Linked DNA regions of Homo sapiens: region 2 is linked to region 1. The links are chromatin contacts, found by Hi-C or POLR2A ChIA-PET in ENCODE. All regions are on one chromosome and are shown on one strand. Each heading gives the region's core, a stretch centred on a gene start or an enhancer-like site at or near the end of the contact. The rest is flanking DNA. Distances are from core to core; before and after follow the strand shown.

The links. Hi-C counts contacts between places; a loop is a spot of excess contacts on that map. ChIA-PET counts read pairs that join two places held with the same protein, here RNA polymerase II (POLR2A). Pooled maps may share reads with other maps.
Region 2: a loop to region 1 is called in a map of Caco-2, with 7 times the contacts of the local background. The contact joins two enhancer-like sites. A Hi-C loop is called at or near these places in 4 of 168 maps with a recorded cell type or tissue (Caco-2, PC-9, astrocyte of the cerebellum and 1 more), 2 of 37 single-sample maps with no recorded cell type and 9 of 50 pooled maps. POLR2A ChIA-PET finds 5 or more read pairs at or near these places in 15 of 52 experiments (Caco-2, GM12878, H1 and 9 more).

Annotation. Positions count from the first base shown.
Region 1 is chr6:137,645,356-137,651,753 of GRCh38, reverse strand. No RefSeq gene overlaps it. Among named protein-coding and RNA genes, the nearest start is that of LINC03004, 17 kb to the left of the region's middle. RefSeq lists an enhancer at 859-1,028 and silencers at 3,482-3,571, 3,592-3,641. Within about 2 kb of position 3,518, at least 3 of the 41 ENCODE cell types and tissues checked have a DNase peak (open chromatin) inside an H3K27ac peak, as active enhancers do; they include PC-9, where a contact is called at or near this core.
Region 2 is chr6:137,696,093-137,701,889 of GRCh38, reverse strand. It overlaps LOC124901411 (a long non-coding RNA gene), which reads right to left. Exons shown (of 2, transcript XR_007059789.1): 2 at 1,475-3,213. Among named protein-coding and RNA genes, the nearest start is that of LINC03004, 33 kb to the right of the region's middle. RefSeq lists enhancers at 2,517-2,646, 1,457-2,656. Within about 2 kb of position 4,174, at least 6 of the 41 ENCODE cell types and tissues checked have a DNase peak (open chromatin) inside an H3K27ac peak, as active enhancers do; they include PC-9, where a contact is called at or near this core.

The DNA of each region.
Region 1 (6,398 bases), core at 2,269-4,768:
AGCACTACCTGTGTTGTAACCGAGCGAGTTATAGAGAAACACCACACTTTGAGACTAATTCAGGAGTCCTTTATTGCCGGGGACCGAGAGACGACTAGAGCTCAAAAATTCTCTCAGCCCCGAAGAAGGGGCTAGATTTCTTTTTATACCTTGGTCTAAATAGGGGAGGGGGAGTCTAGCTGAAGCAATTTTTACAAAAGCAGAACAGGCAAAAAGTAAAAGATAAATGGTTACAGAAACTGTTACAGGAAAATAAAAAGTTCCAGGTGCAGGGGCTTAAGCTATCACAAAGTGATAAACGCAGGGGCTTTGGGTACCATCAACCAAGCACGTTTCCAGGAGTGGGTAGTACAGCTTGCCTCAGTATCTTATCAGTAAGCAATTCCTGGATGTACTTGGAGTTAGCTTGCACCAGTTATGTCCTTAAGCAGGGGGAACGAGGGGCTGCAAGCGAAGAAACCAAAGTGGAGTCTGTCCTGCTCTCTCAGATAAGAGAGAGTCAATCAGGTTAAAACAAGGTAGGGTATCACACCTGGACTTCTCCCAGCACAGATTTGTTTGATCTGCTTTTGAACTTTGTATAAATGGACTCAGACAGCTTACATGTTTTTGTGTCTTGCTTCTTTTTTCAACAATATGATTGTGAGATTTATCCATCTGTTGCATACAGTAGTAAATTGTTTATTCTCATTGCTGGATCATATTCCATTTGATTAATATTTCTGATTACTTTATTCCTTCCACTATTAATGTCAATGGGAAGCTTCCAGTTCAGGTCTATTACAAATAGCACTGCTATAAATAAATACTCCTCTTTTTAGGTGATCACATGTTCCTATTTCTGTTGGGTGAGCACCTAGGAATAGAATTGCTAGGTCATAGGCTATGCATAAGTTCAGCTTTAGTAAATATTGTTTGTTTTTTCACTTCTTTCTCCTCCTCCTTCTCCCTTTTCTTCCTTAAGCATCTTTTTGACAACAACAACAACAAAAAAAACCCATGCATGCTGGCCTCATAGCCTCATGTTTATAGATAAACTGCCACCAGCTTGATTGCCGAAATTAGCCAGCCTCAGGCTATTCTCCTGCCGTTTTGAAAAGGCCAGCTCCTTTTCACTCTCTCATCCTGCAGGGTAAAGTGGCCATCAGCCTTGTACATATTTCATGTTAGCTTAAGGGTCTCTATTGCTGATCCTGAACTTTGCAGAGACAAAATTCTGCTAAAAGATAGATGGATAGAGAGAGAGAGACAGAGATGATAGATAGACAGGTAGATAGATAGATAGATAGATAGATAGATAGATAGATAGATAGAATATATAATCTATAAATTATATATACTGTTATATATGTGTATATATACACATGTATATATACACTTATGTATACACACCTAGATAGGTAGATAGAATATATATCTATATATTATACTAGAATATGTACTAAGTTATATATGTATATATACCTATGTATACACACATAGATAGAATATATAATCTATATATTACATATACTAAATTATATATGTGTATATATACACGTGTATATATGCATATGTAAACACACATAGGTAGAGAGATAGATAATAGGTATAATATATATCTATATATTATAACATATACTAAGTTATGTATATGTGTTTGTGTGCATATATATATGTGTATATATATATATGTATAGATAGATAGATAGATAGGCATCAAGAGGCTCTGAGTTTGAATCCTCCTTCCATTCTTTGTTACTGAGTGACCTTGAGCAAGTCAGTCAACTGCTGTTTTCTCCCTTTTCTTATCTGTACATTTAGATTAATAATAATTCCAACATCACAGGTTACCTATGAGGATAGTAATATATAATACATGTAAAATGCTTAACACCGAGGCTGGCAGGCAGGCATCTCAGAGACATCAGTAAGGAAGTGTAACTTCCCAAAGGCACCTGTGTTCAGGTTAGCGATCATTTCAGTTCCCATACTCATACCCAGTGGGTGAACTTTTACTTATCTATGCTGTGAGGCTATCTTGGGGAAATGAAAAGGGGTAAGGGAGAGTCTGCCCTGGAAGTAAATTCAACTCAGGCAGAAATGGTTTATAACTTTTAAATGGCAATTTTTTTCAAGTTTTAAAAAATATTAGAGTACAGTCCCAGTGAGTACACATTATTAAAACATGTGAAAGGTGGGAGAACAGAGAGAGAGAGCACAAGAGTGAGAGCAGTTATTAGAATAGTTTAATAACCACAAAGGAGCCCTATGAAATTGACTGAAGGCCGAGGTGGGTTGGATTGCTTGAGCCTAGGAATTCAAGACCAGCCTGGGCAACATGGCAAAACCCCATTTCTACAAAAAATACAAAAATTTGCCAGGCATGGTGGCACTCAGAGGCAGTCTCAGCTGCTTGGGAGGCTGGGATGGGAGGATCGCTTGAGCCTGGGAGGCAAAGGTTGCAATAAGCCTAGATCACACCACTGCACTTCAGCCTGGATGACAGAGTAAGACCCTGTCTCAATAAAAAAAAAAAAAAAAAAAAAAAAAAAAAAAAAAAAAAAAAAGGTGACTGAGCTTGGGCCAAGGAGACACCTTGGCAGAGGCCAAACTAGAGTGAAGAGGGGAGAATGTGGCCTTTCTGGTTTAGAATCAGGGCAAACTGCTTATTAGCTGTGTGTTCTTGAACTTTGCACTTTATATCTGTGGAACGAAAACAATCTTATCTTGCTGAGAGAATTGCCTGGCAGCTAAAGTATATGAATTGTTTAGCTTAGCAGGTGTAAAAACTTTATGTGGCCCCTATTTTTAGGTGGAATCACACACACACACACACACACACACACACACACACACACACACAATTCCCTTAATGAGAAAGTAAATAGCCCCATCAGCAGTCTTTCCGTGATGTTTCTAACAGAACATAAGCAGCACTTCCAATGGGACATGGAAAAGACCCAAGTACACAGTGTTTCTCAGAGGCCATACCACAGCTGCAAAAACCATCACTGTTATCTTCCAGGTGCTGGCCACTTTCTAACCAATGATTCTCCACTTTGTTCCTCCTGACTGCTGAACTAAGATCACGGAGACAGCTGAAATGACCACCTTCTGGACCACCTCTGAGGAGCCCCCTCTTCCAGGATCCCTCCTCAGAATTCCCAAACTCCCTCTTGCAGAGATACTCCGTTGGTCCTTTGGCATGTATTTTCCCTTACTGCAGCAAGAAAAATAAATCCAATTTCTTATTCCCCTCTACCTCCTCCTCTTCTTCCTCCTTCCTGTAGGTGCTCCCCTGTTTGTCCTTAGGTGGCAACGTTACCACTAAAGAAGTAACATCTCTCAGTAGACAGAGAGACAGACAAACAGATACATCAACATAGATGGATAGATAGAGATATATGCTCACTTCTATAGATAGAAAGACAGGTATCCATGTGTAGAGAGAGAAACACTTTTAGAAAGAGAAAGACATACTTTGACTTTCAAATCGTTCCAGTTCTCTCTCTACAGCTCTGTGACTCACTTCAGGTCTCACAGTCACCCTTTACTCACGCCAATAACTTTAACAACAGTAACACGATGGTAGAGCACTTACTATGTGTCAGGAACATTCTAAGCCTTCTGCATGTATTAAATCATGTGACCACCACAGTAACCTTATGGAAAAAAAGTGATGCTACTATCCCATCTTACATAGGATGAGACTGGATCACACAAAGGTTAAGGGCACTGCCCTGGGTTGCACAGTTAGTAGGTGGGAGTCTTCACTCTTACCTCCCACTGTCCTGCCCTTACTGCCTTTTGAAGGATGGCATGTCCTGTCCGTGTCGCAGCACAGCACACATACAGACTGCAGAGCCTTCTCAGTTTCTCTCCAGTGGCTCAAAGGTCAAACTTGAAGGGTTTCTACTTGCTCTTTTTCAGCCCTGTGAATGGGTGGTTTCAATGGGATGTATTTTCCTTTAATGTGTGTGTCCTGAAAAATTTCTGCTGCCAGAATCTTTTAAGGAATGTGACACAATATTCCATCATTTTTTCTTCCTCATTTTTCTCTCCCTCTTCTTCCCACTTCCTAATGTCTTTCTTTTTCCTTCTTATATTCTTTCTGGAGGTTGTAAAAGGGATTTTACAAATTTTCCTGCTTCACTTCAGACATGATAGCCCACAGTTTTAAGTACTTGTTATGTGCTGGGTATAGCGCTACATCCTAGGTACCATATCATATATTTTGCAGGGATTATCTCATCTGATCCTCACAACTGCCCCTTGTGAGGTAAACGTTAATATTATTCTCACTTTGCAAGTGAGGAAATGGGAGCAGGTTTCGTTCCTTGTCCAGACCTGAAATAACTAAGTGGCCAAATTAGGGGCAGACCTCTGGACTAACGGGCCCCAAGTCCAGGACTGCAAAGACCTCACTCATCACCACTACACACTACAACTCAAACAACTCAATTGCAATAAAACAATAATGCAATTTAAAAATGGTCAAAAAGATCTGAATAGATGTTTCCCGAAAGAAGACATACACATGACATGAGCAATGGGTCTTTGAAAAATGCTCAACATCACTAATCATCACGAAAATGCAAATCAAACCACGATGAAAAGTCATCTTTCCCCTGTTAGAATGGCTATTATCAAAAAGACAAAAACAACAGATGCTGGTGAAGATGCAGAGAAAGGGGAATGCTTGTACACTGTTTGTGAGAATGTAAATTAGTAGAGTCATTGTGGAAAATAGTACGGAAGTCCCTCAAAAAACTAAAAATAGGACTACCCTATGATCTAGCAATCCTATTTCTGGGTATATATCTGAAAGAAAGGATATAAGTACATTAAAGAAATATCTGCACTCACATGTTTATTGAAGCATTATTTGTAATAGCCAAGAATGGAACCAACCCAAATGTCCATCAATGGATAAATAGATAAAGAAAATGTTGTGTGTGACACACACACACACACACACACACACACACACAATGGAATATTATTCAGACATAAGAAAAAGAAACCCTGTTATTTGTAGCAACATGGCTGGAACTGGAAGTCATTATGTTAATGGAAATAAGCCAGGCACAGAAAGACAAATACTGCATGTTCTTACTCATAAGGAGGAGCTAAAAGAGTGGATTTCCTGGAGGTAGAAAGTAGAATCGTGGTGACCAGAGGCTGGGAAGGGGAGGAGGGAATAAAGAGAGGTTGGTTAAGGGGTATAAAAATACAGTTAGATAAAAGAAATAAGTTCTAGTATTCAATAGTACAGGAAGAAAATTATAGTCAGCAATAATTTATTAAATATTTCCAAATAGCTAGAAGAGAATGATAATGTTCCCAACACAAAAAAAAGATCAATGTAGGGAGCTTCAAGACAGCTGACTAGAGGCATTCAGTACTCACCCCGCTTTACAAAGAAGAACCAAAACAGCAAGGAGATAGCCATACTTCGGATAGATTGCCTCAGAGAGAACACTAAAATTCAACAGAAAAGTGACAGGAAACACCTAGGCCAAGAAACGAGAGGGAAGCAAAGTAGCCTACTTGGCTGGGATTGGCTGAAAACCCAGGCAGGCTCCCCAGAGTAGGGGAAGGGTAAGTGACTGACCCCCAGTGGTCCACATTCCCACTGAGGACTCCCGCAGTCCTAGCCACGGAAGAGCCCCTGGACCCACAGAGACCCCGAGACTAACATAGGGAACTGCCTGGAATCCGTGCGATGGCATTGCTCCAAAGAGGGCGCTCCCGCTGGGTCCCACACACCCCGAGTCCACACTAAGCAGCTGCAGCACAGTGCCGCTTTGGGAGCCCAACTCCCAGTAGACTGCATCCTGCTCTGGGGTCCAACAGTCCGCGCAACTCCACATCAATGGAAACCTTAGGAAAACTTTCCTGGATTGGTCTACGCAAAGAATTTATGACTAAAATTTCAAGCATGAGCAACAAAAACAAAAACATACAAATGGGACTATATTAAACCTAAAAGCTTCTTCACAGCAAAGGAAACAGTAAACAGTTGAAGAGACAACTCATTGAATAGGAGAAAATAGTTGCAAACTATTCATCCAAAAGGGCACTAATGTCCAGAATAAACAAGGAACCCAAACAACTCAACAGGAAATACAAATGATTCCACTAAAAAGTGGACGAAGTAAAACAATGAACATTTCTCAAAAGAAGACATGCTTCAAATGGCCAAATGCTTCAAATTTGAAGACAGGCTTCAAATGGCCAAAAGGCATATGAAGAAATGCTCAACATCATTAATCGTCAGAGAAATGCACATCAAAGCCACAATGAGATGTTATCTTACTCCGGTCAAAATGGCTGTTATTAAAAAGACAAAAAGTAACAGAGGCCGGGCGCGGTGGTTCACGCCTGTAATCCCAGCACTTTGGGAGGCCAAGGCG
Region 2 (5,797 bases), core at 2,925-5,424, 49 kb before region 1:
GAGAGCAGTAGTCCCTCTGCTTTTCATCCCAACTCCCTGCTTCTGCTCTCAGGACAACAGGCCCGGCCTGGATGCTAGATCTTCTGTACTTCTTAGGACTGATTCTAGAACCTCAGTAAAGGATGGGAGGTGTCCAGATTTTGGTAAGGAATGTACCTCCTCACTTTCCTCTTCTCTGCCTCAAAGATATCCCTTTCCTTGTTTATCACACCGACGTCAAATGTTCTCTTGCTCTTAGTCTCATGATCACTCTCAAGTTTACTCCAATGCAGGATTTTTCAACTTCAACACCATTGACATTTTGGGCTGGATAATTCTTCATTGTGGGGGCTGCCCTGTGTTTATAGGGTGACTGTGTTCTCTGGGATGTTTAGCAGCACCTCTGGCTTCTACTCTCTAGATGTCAATAGCACTCCTTCACAGATGTGATAATCAAAGATGTTTCCAGACATGACTAAATGTCTCTGGGAGCCAGTCGCAGCATTGATCTAAGGTATGGCTCTCTTTTGTGAAATGTCCTTGACATCTGGCCCCATAAAGTCTCACTTCTCCTGCCCTCCCCATAGTCCAACTTCTTACGTAATCCTGTTTTTTTTTTTCTATGATGGTTTTGGACTGATGAGAAGGGGGGTGCTGGCTTCTCTTTCCACTGACGACATCAGTATGTGACCCTCAAAGCTGCCGCTCCAATCACCATCATCCCTGTCCCAGGTCCTTGATGTGGTTAAGATATGAGAAAAGTACTGCTCTCTAACAGACTGCCTGAACTTTTACCCATTCTATGATTATGTCTTTATTCTCTGTATTCAGTATTTTCCTTGTTAACTTAAGAAATATTTTTTGTTGATGATAATACTGATGACGGAAAAGTAAAAAACGTTGTTAGGTGCCAAAATAACCTTTGGCAGATAATTCTGGGAAACTCCCCGATTAGTGGGAAAATTACTGGGTTTTGTATGATACTACAAGCTTTCACTAATCCTAGGAAGAGAGTTGTTATCTGGGCTGCAAATGGAGAAATCAGGGAAACAATATTTGTTATAAAATGTTAGATGAAGGGTGTGGTTATGTATGAAATAGAGCTCAGTTTTCCACATTACAATCAGAGAAATAGGAGCTCAAAGAAAGTGAGAGCTGCTTAAGAAATCAACTAATACAATTCTTTCCTTTAGGAAATAACAAAATAAAAGTCAGAGAGAATAATTCCTTTGCCTAGGGGATGTAAATAGCATCAGGGTCTGGATTTAAACATAGACCTCCTAATTCTCTGTTCTAATTTGTGATAAAGTTTTATCAATCCATGGCAAAATAAGAAAAATAAGATCAATTTGAAAAACATTTTTCTGAATGTGAATTAGTTAAATGCAATGAACTATCCTTTATCCTGAGACTTAGGCCCTTCTAACCCTTCTACCATTTTTGGTAATAAAATATTGTCCCTATTAGGAAAGAATGACTCCAGATGTATTTGGAGTTTTGGGGAGTTTCTTAATGCTTTTATTTTAGTAATCCTAATGCAATTCACCACAACTATCCCTTTTTAAAAATAAACAAAAATCTAAGAGTCACTGAAATAGAGTACTTCTATCCAAAGAACCATAGAGATGTTCTGGTTCCTAGAGAGCAAGACATGGTGCACAGACCTGTGGGTGAAACCCGATGGAGACCCATGGGTGAGTAATTCCCATGAACAATGACAGCCCAACAATGCAGTCTTGGGGTCTTCTGGAATCTCCCTCCTTCCTGCTGTTTACTCCCTTATCTCTCATTGAAATTGAATTGGAACTTGAGCATGATTCCTGATAGGAGGCCTCTCTCACTCTCTCTCTCTTTTTTTCTTTTGTAGAGATGGGGTCTTGCTATGTTGCCCAGGCTGGTCTTGAACTCCTGGCTTCAAGCAATCCTCCCACCTCAGCTTCTCAAAGTGGTGGGATTACAGGCTTGAGCCACTGCACCCAGCAGGAGGCCTCTCTGGATCACCAAGGTGGCTGTATCTGGTCTGAGCCAGAGTCCTTGGTGTATCTGGTTGGAGTGGTTGGAGGTGGGCTTCTGGGCCTCCCATTGTTCTTTCTGGCTGTGGCTTACCTTAAAATGCAAAAGTATCAGGATATTTCTCTAATATTCTTAAGCTCTCTGCCTGAGAGAAGAATATCAAGATCTAAGGACAAGCTTTTAGAATATTATAGGAGTGGGGCTGAAACTGCTGCTGTTTTGTGTCCTTAGTCCTCACTCACTCTTGTTCCTAGGAAATGGAAGGCACAAATTACTAGAAAAGCTTCATCAGACTTGAGTCACCACCAAAATGTCCTCGTATACCAGTTTGACCACACTACTCAGATTCCACATTTCCATTTTAACAGAGGCTTCTAAAGATGTCAAAACATCAATCTAAAGAAGTGAATGAAATTGCAGCCTCCCTCCTTGCCTGCCCAGCTGTAGTTAGGGGTTGGTGAGCCATGAGCCGGTGAGTTCCTTCCAGCCTGGGGCCTCATCAGCTGCCAACCAGCCCTTCATAGAAAAGAGCACACGAAGGGTTTTAAAAGAGGAAGATGACAACGGGATGTCTCAGAGATCTGAAAGCATTTTCAAGGGAAAAGGAAACCAAAAAAGGAAAGAAATATGTCATCAACATTTATCTATATATCCTCATCCTGTAGCTGAAACTTTGTTTCATCCAATTCCTGGTGTCATAGTTGTCTAAGGGGCCACATGATTCTCTACCAGGATGGGCCATTCTAGTAAGACTGCACCTGGCCAAAGATAAAGCTGTCTTTACATCTGGACTACTTCTTGGAATGTTTCAGATGGTCTCACATGAGCTCACCTAGAAACGTTTGCAACTCCAGGAAACAGCAGCTGCAAGGAGGAGAAAAGGGAGCTAACAGTTATTGAACAGCTTTGTGAGAGGTCATGTTTAGAAGCTTTTCAAGTGCTTTCTCTTTTTATCTTCTCAACAATCCCACGTGGTATCATCATCCTCATTTTATAGTGAAGGAAACAGATGCTCAGCGATGTTGGGTAACTTGCCCCAGGGCAGAAAGCAGAACTGGTCCTGTTCAGCCCAGGATCAAGCCGGAATTCAAATCCAGATCCTCCTGCCTCTGAAATGCTCTTTTCATAAGATTGAGCTTCAGTATATGTGGCCATCCCATACACTCAGGAAGTGGGGAAGGAGGATGTGGTTCCTGAGCCATGAAATAGTCCAGAGAGAATCTAAGAGACAGAATCAGAAAAACATTAGCCCTACAGTCATCATCAACACACAAGTTGAATAACATCAAGTTTTTAGTCCCAGGCTTCCTGTGGACTATCTTTCTGAAGTCCCCTGCTTGAAGGCCGTGCTGGATGGCCGAGCACTTTGGCATAGGAAGGAGAGGAATTTGTATTTCATTAAACAACAACAACAACAACAATTCAGAATTGTAATTCTCTTTTTTTTTTTTTTTTTGTGACAGTTTTGCTCTTGTTGCCCAGGCTGGAGTGCAATGGCGCGATCTCAGCTCACTGCAACCTCCGCCTCCCAGGTTCAAGTGATTCTCCTGCCTCAGCCTCCCGAGTAGCTGAGATTACAGGCATGTGCCACCACGTCCAGCTAATTTTGTATTTTTAGTAGAGACCGGGTTTCTCCATGTTGGTCAGGCTGCTCTCAAACTCCCGATCTCAGGTGATCCACCGCCTCAGCCTCCCAAAGTGCTGGGATTGCAGGCGTGAGCCACCATGCCAGGCTGAGACAATGAAAAGGTGGACATTTGATGAGCTTGTGTTTCTAACAGTTTATAGAGTTCAGAAACATGGAGATTTGTTTGCATGACACTTTCATTACAGAATTATTATTCAGTTGATTTATTCTTTCATTCCAGATCATTAATATTAACTGATATCAGGGGTGTTAAATATTTAGAGATAGAAAAAGAAATGTATCTAATGAGCAAAAATACATTTTAAGATTTAAAAAAAAAAAGAAATCAAATCTTTGGGATCCAACATGGGACTTTGGACAGCTCAGGATATCCGCTGGTTTCTGCCTGGGATCTGAAGACTGTTTACATTCCAGTGGAATTCCTGGGAAAGTCCAGAGCTCTCACTGCTGTGAAAACAATGGCTTATGGTGATAAACTCTCAACTGCCTCACCCTGAGAAGTGGCAAGGCCTGCAAAGTTTCCCTGGGCAGGATGGACAGGGCCAGGCAGCATTCCTAGGAAGAAATTGCCTTGTTTGCTGCCTTGAGCTGAAACTAAAGCTGGTTTGAAGGCATGCAGACTTCTGCCTGCTGAACCATGACTGGGCTTTGACAAAGGTGACTACTACACCTCTTGTCATCAACAGCTGTCATTGCTGACAATTTCCACAAGGAGTCACAGCCACTCTCTGGGCAGGCTGGGCACTCCTAAGGTATGGGAACCTTTTGTTCACTTCACTAGGAAGTCGTGGAGATGGAGCCAGTGATAGTTGGCCTTAAGCTATACTAAATCCCTCCTTTTGCAGAACAGGAAACAGAGGTCCAAGAAGTTCATTCAGTATTTTAACATGGCTGGTTAGTGGCAGGGCCAAGACAAGGAGCCAAGCTTCACTTATCAACTCAACACATATTAATCATGCTCTGCACCATGTGCAGGGAAAGAGCAGTGAGTGAAACTGTTAGGAAAGGAGGGATGGATTTGGGGGTAAGTCCATCCTCCAATTTTCAGTTTTCAGCCTCTTAAGAAAGAGAACTTGATGCTTGGTTTAATCTAGAAGAAGCTAAACATGGAAATATTCCTCTTGCCAGGGGTTGATTTAGGGGTGGGCGTACGATCTAGTTCTGGTCAAGTAGGTATGAAGGGAAATTTGCTATGGGGCTTGGTAATGTTTCTGGGAACAATTTTTCTTCCACTAAAGGTTGCTGCATGGGGATGTAGTGCCTGTCGACAAGCTGACATAGTACAGAAGAGAGATGGAAAAAAACCCTGGGCCCTTGACAACATCACTGAGCTGCTGAAAAACCAAACTCACAGGCCCTGCTACAACACTTGTTGAGATGTGAGCTGATAAAATTAGCTTACTAATTCAGTCAGCTGAGTTAGGTTTTCTAATGTATGTAATAGAAAGCATTCTTTAAAAATATTCAAAGTTTTAGTGGCGGATTTACTAGAATTTTCATCAAATGGCTTCTGTTTTCTCTTAGGAAAGTAGAGGATGGATGGTTTGAAGAAAGTGGAAAATCGAAAAACAGCTCCTTAGAGAAATTCAGGAGTGGGGAGGGCCTGATGATGCCCAAGCCCAAGAGATCATAGGAGGAACAACCAATTCACTAGGAGGCTTTCCTCCAGCTGTGCTCAGTAGCCCAAGAACATCAGCGGAGAGGGTAGATCATTACATTCCGCAAGGTTTGAGGTTTCTTCCTGGGCAGGTGCTTTCCTTTCTCTGCCACATTATATTGTCTTCAAGACGTTGGTTCAGTTCCATATTTGTCAATGTCTACCATGTACAAGGCACCCATAAGTTCCCGTGAAAATAGAAAAATATTTTTGTGGCTTCTAGAATGGCTCAGATGAATCCAGAGGGTCTCCCAGTGGGTATATGGCTTCATAGCATTAAATGGTCTTCAATTATGAGATTGAAAGTGTTCAGATGTCTCTAAAGACTTAACAGCTAATGAGAGACATAGATTTTCAAAGTGGAAAAAAAAATCACAGGAAAAATAAAATAAGTTCCTGTGGGCTACTTTTGAACTTCTTTGGGTTAAAACCAATGGGAATATGGTCATTAGATGCTCCAGGTGTCCTTAAAAAGCAAGCAAACAAACACAATGAAACAA